Regions from separate parts of the Homo sapiens genome. Here region 2 is linked to region 1. A link is a loop called in an ENCODE intact Hi-C map of the cell type or tissue named here. Cell type or tissue: CD14-positive monocyte. All regions are shown on one strand.

Evidence for each region. Hi-C counts contacts between places; a loop is a spot of excess contacts. Peaks named below come from ENCODE experiments on the same cell type or tissue, not always from the same donor. Only the 100,000 strongest peaks of a DNase experiment are listed, where the experiment ranks them.
Region 2: it touches region 1 in a loop (4-fold over the local background); 2 of 110 quality-filtered maps call a loop at or near these places.

Annotation. Positions count from the first base shown.
Region 1 is chr6:161,357,766-161,361,765 of GRCh38, forward strand. PRKN (parkin RBR E3 ubiquitin protein ligase) reads right to left here. Exons shown (of 12, transcript NM_004562.3): 11 at 2,323-2,440. Among named protein-coding and RNA genes, the nearest start is that of AGPAT4, 86 kb to the left of the region's middle. In CD14-positive monocyte, no CTCF peak of the experiment used is centred here; DNase peaks (open chromatin) are centred at 1,766 and 2,976; H3K27ac peaks cover 2,291 bases.
Region 2 is chr6:160,994,491-160,998,490 of GRCh38, forward strand. The region is part of intron 1 of MAP3K4 (mitogen-activated protein kinase kinase kinase 4); the gene reads left to right. Among named protein-coding and RNA genes, the nearest start is that of MAP3K4-AS1, 4.1 kb to the left of the region's middle. In CD14-positive monocyte, no CTCF peak of the experiment used is centred here; a DNase peak (open chromatin) is centred at 1,951; H3K4me3 peaks cover 449 bases; H3K27ac peaks cover 1,896 bases.

The DNA of each region.
Region 1 (4,000 bases):
CTGAGGATGGATGTAAACCTTTCCGCCATGCCTTCATAACCTTCATCCACACGAATCAGAGCACGTCTCACGGAGCGTGTTTGATGCACCGTCTCTGTTACTCCTCCTGCCCATGCTGTGAGGAAGTCCCATTGAAACCCATCTTATGAACGAGCAAACTGGTGCTCACACAGCCACAGTCCATGGCAGAGTCCTAACTCCTGCAACACTGCAGTGCCGGGCTGTGTGAAGCTTTACCACCGATTTATCACAAAATAAACCAATCTTTCTCATACTGAGGCCTTTAGACACTTCGATGATTTTCAGTTTACGCTAATATAAATAATGCTGCAGTTGGCACCTTTTTTCCTAAAATGTGTGTGGGGGTGTGGGTGTGTTTGCCTATTATATATTTCAGGTTAGTCCTTTAGGATAGATTTTCAAAGGTAGAATTATTGGGTCAAATAATATAAAGTCTTTATATAGGTATTGCCAAAGTGGTTTCCAGAAAAGTTACGCTAACTTATGATGTCCTCACCAACCTTGAGAATTATTATTAAAAAACAAAACAAACAAAAATTAAGGCCGGGCACAGTGGCTCACACCCGTAATCCCAGCTTGGCTTTGGGAGGCCAAGGCGGGTAGATCACCTGAGGTCAGGAGTTCGAGACCAGCCTGGCCGACATATAGTGAAATCCCGTCTCTACTAAAAAATATAAAAATTAGCTGGGTGTGTTGCGTACACCTGTAGTCCCAGCTACTTGGGAAGCTGAGGCAGGAGAATCTCTTGAACTCGGGAGGTGGAGGTTGCAGTGAACCGAGATTACGCCATTGCACCCCAGCCTGGGCTACAGATCAAGACTGTCTAATCTCTGTGCTTTACACCCTTGTCAGCGAAATACCAGGCCTGTTTATCCCAAACCATCACATATCTTCTCCTGGGAAGGGCCCTTCCGTGTTCTTTCCCTCCCACTTCCCAGTGCACCCAGTGGTGGTGGAGACTAGAGAAGCTCTTTCCTTCCATCCCATCAGTGCCTTCTGCTCTTTTTTTTTTTTTTTTTTTTTTTTGAGATGGAGTCTCACTCTGTCGCCCAGGCTGGAGTGCAGTGGTGCAATCTCGGCTCACTGCAAGCTCTGCCTCCCGGGTTCACACCATTCTCCTGCCTCAGCCTCCAGAGTAGCTGGGACTACAGGCGCCCGCCACCACACCCGGCTAATTTTTTGTATTTTTAGTAGAGACGGGGTTTCACTGTGTTAGCCAGGATGGTCTCGACCTCCTGACCTTGTGATCCACCCGCCTCCGCCTCCCAAAGTGCTGGGATTACAGGCGTGAGCCACCGCGCCCGGCCGCCTTCTGCTCTTTATAGGTGCATGCCAATCCCTTCATTTTCTAGGAGCACTGCTGCATGCAATGGAGTAATAAGGACACGCTGGGTAAATTATTTATTTTCTCTGCAGGAAGCCACTGATACAGCACTAAGGACTTGTACTGAGCTAAGCCAGCACCTGCGGCTCTGGGATGTGTTCAAGCACCGTCTTGTTTGTATTAATGAAAACTTCCTGAAGGACATAACTGAAAAGAGAGAGGCTTGAGTGCCCATCCTGGGATGGCCGGGCTTCCCTCCCGCAAGTCAGCTCTGGGCAACCTGCCAGCCAGGGCGTAGCTGATGCTCATTAAGGAGAAGCTGGGAGAGGCTGCGCCTGGCTTCGTGTCATTGCTCATCTGTGATGGTGCCGCTGACTCTGCCTTGCACACGTACAAGTGCATCACATTGAGAAAGGGCTCTCGGACCACTGGTTGTGATGGCTTTGCCCTGAGTGGCATGTCCAGGATAGACAGCAGGAAGTCCCCCACTGGTACTGTGAGTCATCAGGGGCAGGCCACAGGGATCTTTAAATATAGACGAGGGTTTAATTTTGAATAATGTTGCAAAGCTGGGGAAGGCTACAGACTGACGGCCGGCAGACAACAGGGTCATACGGTGCAGCCATCAGCGCTGGGGAAGGTCACCAGGGAGGACAGAAAAACCACAGCTGCCTCCTGACTGCCACTTATCCTCAACCACTTTCCATATCTTGGTTCTAGTTTCTATATTTATTCCCTTTCCAACCACATAAATGCTAACTGTGTGCCTCACATAGCCATGGAACTACTCACTCATTAAATATTTCTGTGTAACAAAAACAATAATAATAGTGATAATGGGTAACATTAATCGAGGGGTTACCCAACACACCAGGCACCTTCAGACAGCATCTCCTTTAATCCTGGAATCCCTGATGGGTATGATTCTCCCCCAAAGAGCACACGACATCCTCATTCTCTGCTCAGCACAGACTCACCATTTTTTTCCACTGGTACATGGCAGCGGGGACAGGGCTTGGTGGTTTTCTTGATGGTTTCTTTGGAGGCTGCTTCCCAACGAGCCTGCTCGGCGGCTCTTTCATCGACTCTGTAGGCCTGGGGAAACAAAGAGGAAAGGCGTTTAATCTCAGCTTTCTATTACTGGGATCAGAGTTTATGTTCCCTGTACGTCGGTACAGGAAATTCTTGAAGACAGGAGTGCCTTCGGGCAAGAAGCCTAAATATCAATGCACTTGACAAATGCTAGACAGCTACTAGGCGGATGGGGACACTCTCCCTGGCATGTGGCGTATGCGTAGGAGCGGGGAAGAGATTGTTTGGTTTTGTAGTGTGAGCTCCTCTATTCTGTTGTTTTGCATAATTGTAATAAATAACACCTATCAGGTGCTTAAAATGCAGGCAAGGTGATCAATGCTCAAATACACTTCTCATTAGACACTTCATCAGATGTGAAGTGAGGATCTAGTTTTTATTCCACATTGAGGATTCGATGGGTGAAAACATGGCCCAAAGCTGGTAAGTGGGAGTATCAGTGTGACTCTGGAATCTTTGCTTTTAAACTTTGCTCTACATCTTGTTATCCTTCCTTGCACCTGGCAAATGGGGAACTCCAAATGTTGTCACAGAAGGGACAGGAGCAAGAACAGGAAATGAAGTCGATGTGCCAGAGAGGGCAGTGGGAGCTGTGAGTGAAGACTGTGGCCCTGGAACCAGCTGTCTGGTTCAAATCCCAGCTCTACCCAGACGGGTGACTCTGGAAACATTCCCTAAGCTCTCTGACAGTCTTTATCTCTCAGATGAAACACCTTGTGCATTGGGGGTATGGAGGATTCTATGAGTTAATTTCTTCAAAGACTCAGAATGACTCCAGTGTGGCAAGCTTTTAATACATTTGCTGACATTATTCATGTCACCGAGAGCTGGGTGCTGCCTGCACCATCATGTATAAGGAGGTTTTCTGGTGGGGGTGGAAGCAAGAGGTCCTGGGCTAGCTGTGCTTGACATCTGTGACCTTAAGGACCAGCCATTCGCTGATTATCCCCAGATAAGATGCAGCATCACCAAAAACATGAATCCAAACTTTGTCATTTCACTTTCGAATTCCAAGCCTTTTTGAAATGTTAAAGTTTTTGAGTCTTTATAGATGAAGTATTATGAGGAAAATAACTGTACTGCATTTAATAGTTTCTTTAGGAATTAGTGTTCATGTTTCTGTTATTTCTGTGGAAAGTCAATTCTTCCAGAGCCAAGATCACATTTGAGACATCCTCATATCCCCAGTTTCTGGCATAGAATCTGGTACACAGCAGGCGATCAGTACATTTCAGGCAAGTGAATGAATGAATGACGCAGCCCAGGAAGGCACTAAACTTTCAGGGGTTACCAAATTTCAGGGGTTACCAAACTTTCAGGGGTTACCACTAAACTTTCAGGGGTTACCAAACATCCAAAATAGGACCCCGTGAAATGGGCAGGGCACATGGGTGGTATCCCTGACAGTGGTGGGGGCACCACAGACAAGCTTTGCCTAGGGCTGGTCACTGGGTGAAGCCAATTTCGTTTCTGTTAATGAGCCATCATGGGCACAAAGGAAACACCCTTGAGAACTGCCAGGGTGTCACGTGATTTGTGAATACTTTGCTAGAATAACGTGGA
Region 2 (4,000 bases), 360 kb before region 1:
TCCATGGTGTATATATGCCACATTTTCTTTATCCACTCATTGGTTGATGGGCATTTAGGTTGGTTCCATATTTTTGCAGTTGTGAATTGCGAATTGCTGCTATAAACGTGTGTACATGTGTCTTTTTCATATGATTAGTTGTTTTCCTTTGGGTAGATACTCAGTAGTGGGATTGCTGGATCAAATGGTAGTTCTACTTTTAGTTTTTAGGTTTTTTTAGTTTTTTTTGAGACAGAGTCTTTCTCTGTTGCCCAGGCTGGAGTGCAGTGGCGTGATCTCAGCTCGCTGCAACCTCTGCCTCCCGAGTTCGAGCAATTCTCCTGCCTCAGCCTCCCGGGTAGCTGGGATTATAGGTGCCTGCCACCAGGTCCAGCTCATTTTTGTATTTTTAGTAGAGACAAGGTTTCACCAAGTTGGTCAGGCTTGTCTTGAACTCCTGACCTCGTGATCCGCCCATCTTGGCCTCCCAAAGTGTTGGGATTACAGGCGTGAGCCACTGCGCCTGGCCAGTTTTTTAAGGAATCTCCATATTGTTTTCCACAGTAGTTGTACTAGTTTACATTCCCACCAGCAGTGTATAAGAGTTCCCTTCTCACCACATCCATGCCATTGTCTATTTTTTTAATTATTATTTTTAAATTATGGCCATTCTTGCAGGAGTAAGGTGGTATCTCATTGTGGTTTTAATTTGCATTTCCCTGATAATTAGTGATGTTGAGCATTTTTTCTTATGTTTGTTGAAAATGTGTGAAATGCCACCTTTTAATACATTGGAAACCAATAATGTGATAATTTATGCTACCAGGTTAACTGGTTTTGCCACAGACTAGAATAAAACTCTGTTTGCCATCTTTGTCACATACTTTATGTCTGTGTGTCATTGATTAGGAAGGTTGTGTTAATGCACAGGCCTTTTGTAGAATTCAGGCCTGTACATGTTGGCCTCCAAAGCTGTGCAGCAAGTGTGCCATCGTGGCAGGTGCAGCCAGCCCAGCACATCTGCCTAGTGTGTGCTTTCCTCCTGACCCAAGAGTGTTATGCAGTGACCCAGCAACACAAAACAGGCAGAGAGGTCATAGTACTCTATTCCAGTTTTATTGCTTGCTGTCAGTTGTGGATACTTTTGTCCTTATTTTTGATAAAGAATTCATGATAAGGATAGCTGTTGTTATTGTTAGTGATTAAATTTTGAAATAAACATTGCTTATCATTTCTTTTTCAAGCTTCTGGGGCAGTTTTAGGAGGATCCTGAGGTGACTAGGAGAGCTATTAAAACTAATTTGGAACAATTTACCTTTGTGACTTATTGGATCTGTACACCTAAAACACAGAATAAATTGGATATTAAGGCTGATATAATGCTCTTGTTTACTATAACCTTTCATTTAAAATATTTATATTAAAAATAGCCTCATTGTTCTCATTGTCCTTATGAGTACATGCTGCATAAATTTAACAATTAACTTTTTTTAAAAAATGAATTATTTACTTTATATATTTATTGTAAATTCATTTGAAAAACTGGATTTCCTACTAAAAAACTAGTTGAATGTCGTCACTCCTAGGCAATTTGCTCTGCCTCTCGGCTTGAATGTCCACCTTGAGCCTGTGTGTTTCAGTCTTGACCTTGTATGTCAACTGTTCTCCCTGGCAAAGTCAGCCTCCTGTGGTGCTCCAGACTGTTGGTGTAGCATCAGTGATGGTCATGCCTTTACACCACTGTAACAGTAGATGCCATTGGCGGGGGTGGCGTTAGGCAGAGAGGAGTCACCAAACAGCAGTGATGGCAGAAACTTCATGTTTTCAACTGGGGACTTGTCACTTAGGAGGACTTTGTAGTTCCCTTTAATTTTCTGTCATTGTTAGAGGCCACTCTGTTTCCTTCATGTATGCTCTCATGGTGTCCTGCAAATCTTGTTCTGAGCTCTGCTGAAATACGGGGATATAAAGGTCTTGCCTGCTCACTGGATACATTTGTTGTAATAACTTCCTGTTATTTAATAATTCCTCATTCCTCATGACTATGATTTTACTCATAGCATTCTATTGTCTCAGCCTTGTCATTTGACCAGGTAGTATGTATGCTGTTTGAAGACTCTTTAACGTTGCCTATCAGTAGGCTACTGGTAGTGGTTTCTTTAAAGAGAAAATGGAAAACGTGAGAGAAGGAGATTAGCTGAAGACTCCGTAGGTCTTCATAAGCTGGCACTCCCTTGGCACGATAATCAAGGCCCAGACACTCACTGTGCTTGGCTTCTCAGGCACAGATACTCAGCTTTGTCTGTACACCTGGTTAGTCAGTGTATTCTCTTGCTTGTAGAAAGCCAAAGTATAATTAAGAGATTGATTAGTAAGCATGATATTAGCAAGGGAAATGAGTTGAATGATCCCGGTGACTCATGTTAGCAGACCAGTGAGGTGGGCTTGCATCCCTAGCAGGTGCACCCCTGCTTCTGAATGAGAGGCAGTGTGATCCAGACTTACTCTTAGGTTTTTATTTTCTAGGCATCACACAGGCTGCTTTTTTCCCTTGTGTCACAAACTTTCCTAAATTGTTTGGGTTATAGTATGTTTGTTTTAATCTTCAGTCTTTATAACAAACCTTGCTTTTCCTGCTTTAATTTGGGAGTATATTTTATCCTTCTCACTTTAAGATTTCTTTTTTTAAACCTCAGTGGTACGGTACATTTTTACTAATGGTGAGTCTCAGAGGATCACCTTATTGTCTCCATCCCCCACCCAGTATTCTCCCCATAATCTCTGTCCCACCACCCCTCGCCAAGAATCCTTTAGCATAGTTTCTCAGAACAATGTGGCAAAGATGTCAGTGGTTGGTGCTTTCATAAAATTCTTTTTGAATATTGTGTTCAAAAAGGATCATGATGGTATCTGGCTTTTCTGGATTTAAGTCATAAAATTAAATTTTAAAAAATCAGAACCACATCAGAATTCTATCCAGTTATTAAAAACTGTTTTTAAATAGTGTTTAGTGACATGTGAAGATGCTCATGATACAACTCCTTTTGGGGTGGTACCTGAGTAGCTCTTCTTAAGAAGATTCTCAAGTATTTCTGATGTATACATACTCACCGCTGTGTTCAGCAAGAACAAACAGACTATGAAACAGAATTTGCAGAAGATGGGAGCCAAAATTTGAGGTAGTTTTTCATCTCATACACATATTTGTCCACCGGCTGTGTCTGCCCTACTTCACTGTCTTCCTTCTACCTTATTTGGGGGAATTCCTCTCTTGACTCAAACTACATGGTACATATTGGAGCTGCCCTCTTCTTACAGATGCCAGGCCATAGGCATGACACTTGACCCAGTCCAGGCCAATTAGGATTCTTTCCTGGGATTTTTCAAATTGGAGCTGGGAGAGAGAAACGCGCATTTTACTGAAGTATAGGCTGAGAATTCATGAGCCTAGAGCTAGCTTCCTGAAGCTCCTACAGAGGACCTGGTCTCAGAGAGTGATGTTAATCCCCAGAGAAAAGCAGAGAGGCTGAAAGAGGTCTATGGCCAGTTGCCTTTAAAATAAATAAATAAATAAAAATAAATAAAGAGATGGCAGTCTCTGTATGTTACCCAGGCTGGATTCAAACTTCTGGTCTCAAAGAATTCTTTTGCCTTGGCCTCCCAAGTAGGTGGTACTACAGGTGCGCACCACCACACTGTCAGCCAGTTGCCCTTTTGTGCTAGATTTGTCCCTATTTTTCTCCTGATTTGATGTGAGCTAATCTCTATTTGTGCTTAAACTATTAATTTGAGTTAAACTTCTTAAAACCCTAATACTCAGTGTGATCGCATTTTAAAAAGTATGTGCATAGAAAAAAGATATAAAAAATACATACTAATTTTTCCTAAAACTTTTTATGATGAACGTGTTACACATTTTATTTTAAAATAAAAAGCTAATCAGAGAGCCTAAATTCTTAACTAGCTCATTTATAATTTTAAGTTTCTTTACGTTGAATTGTTACTAAAATTGAAATTGATG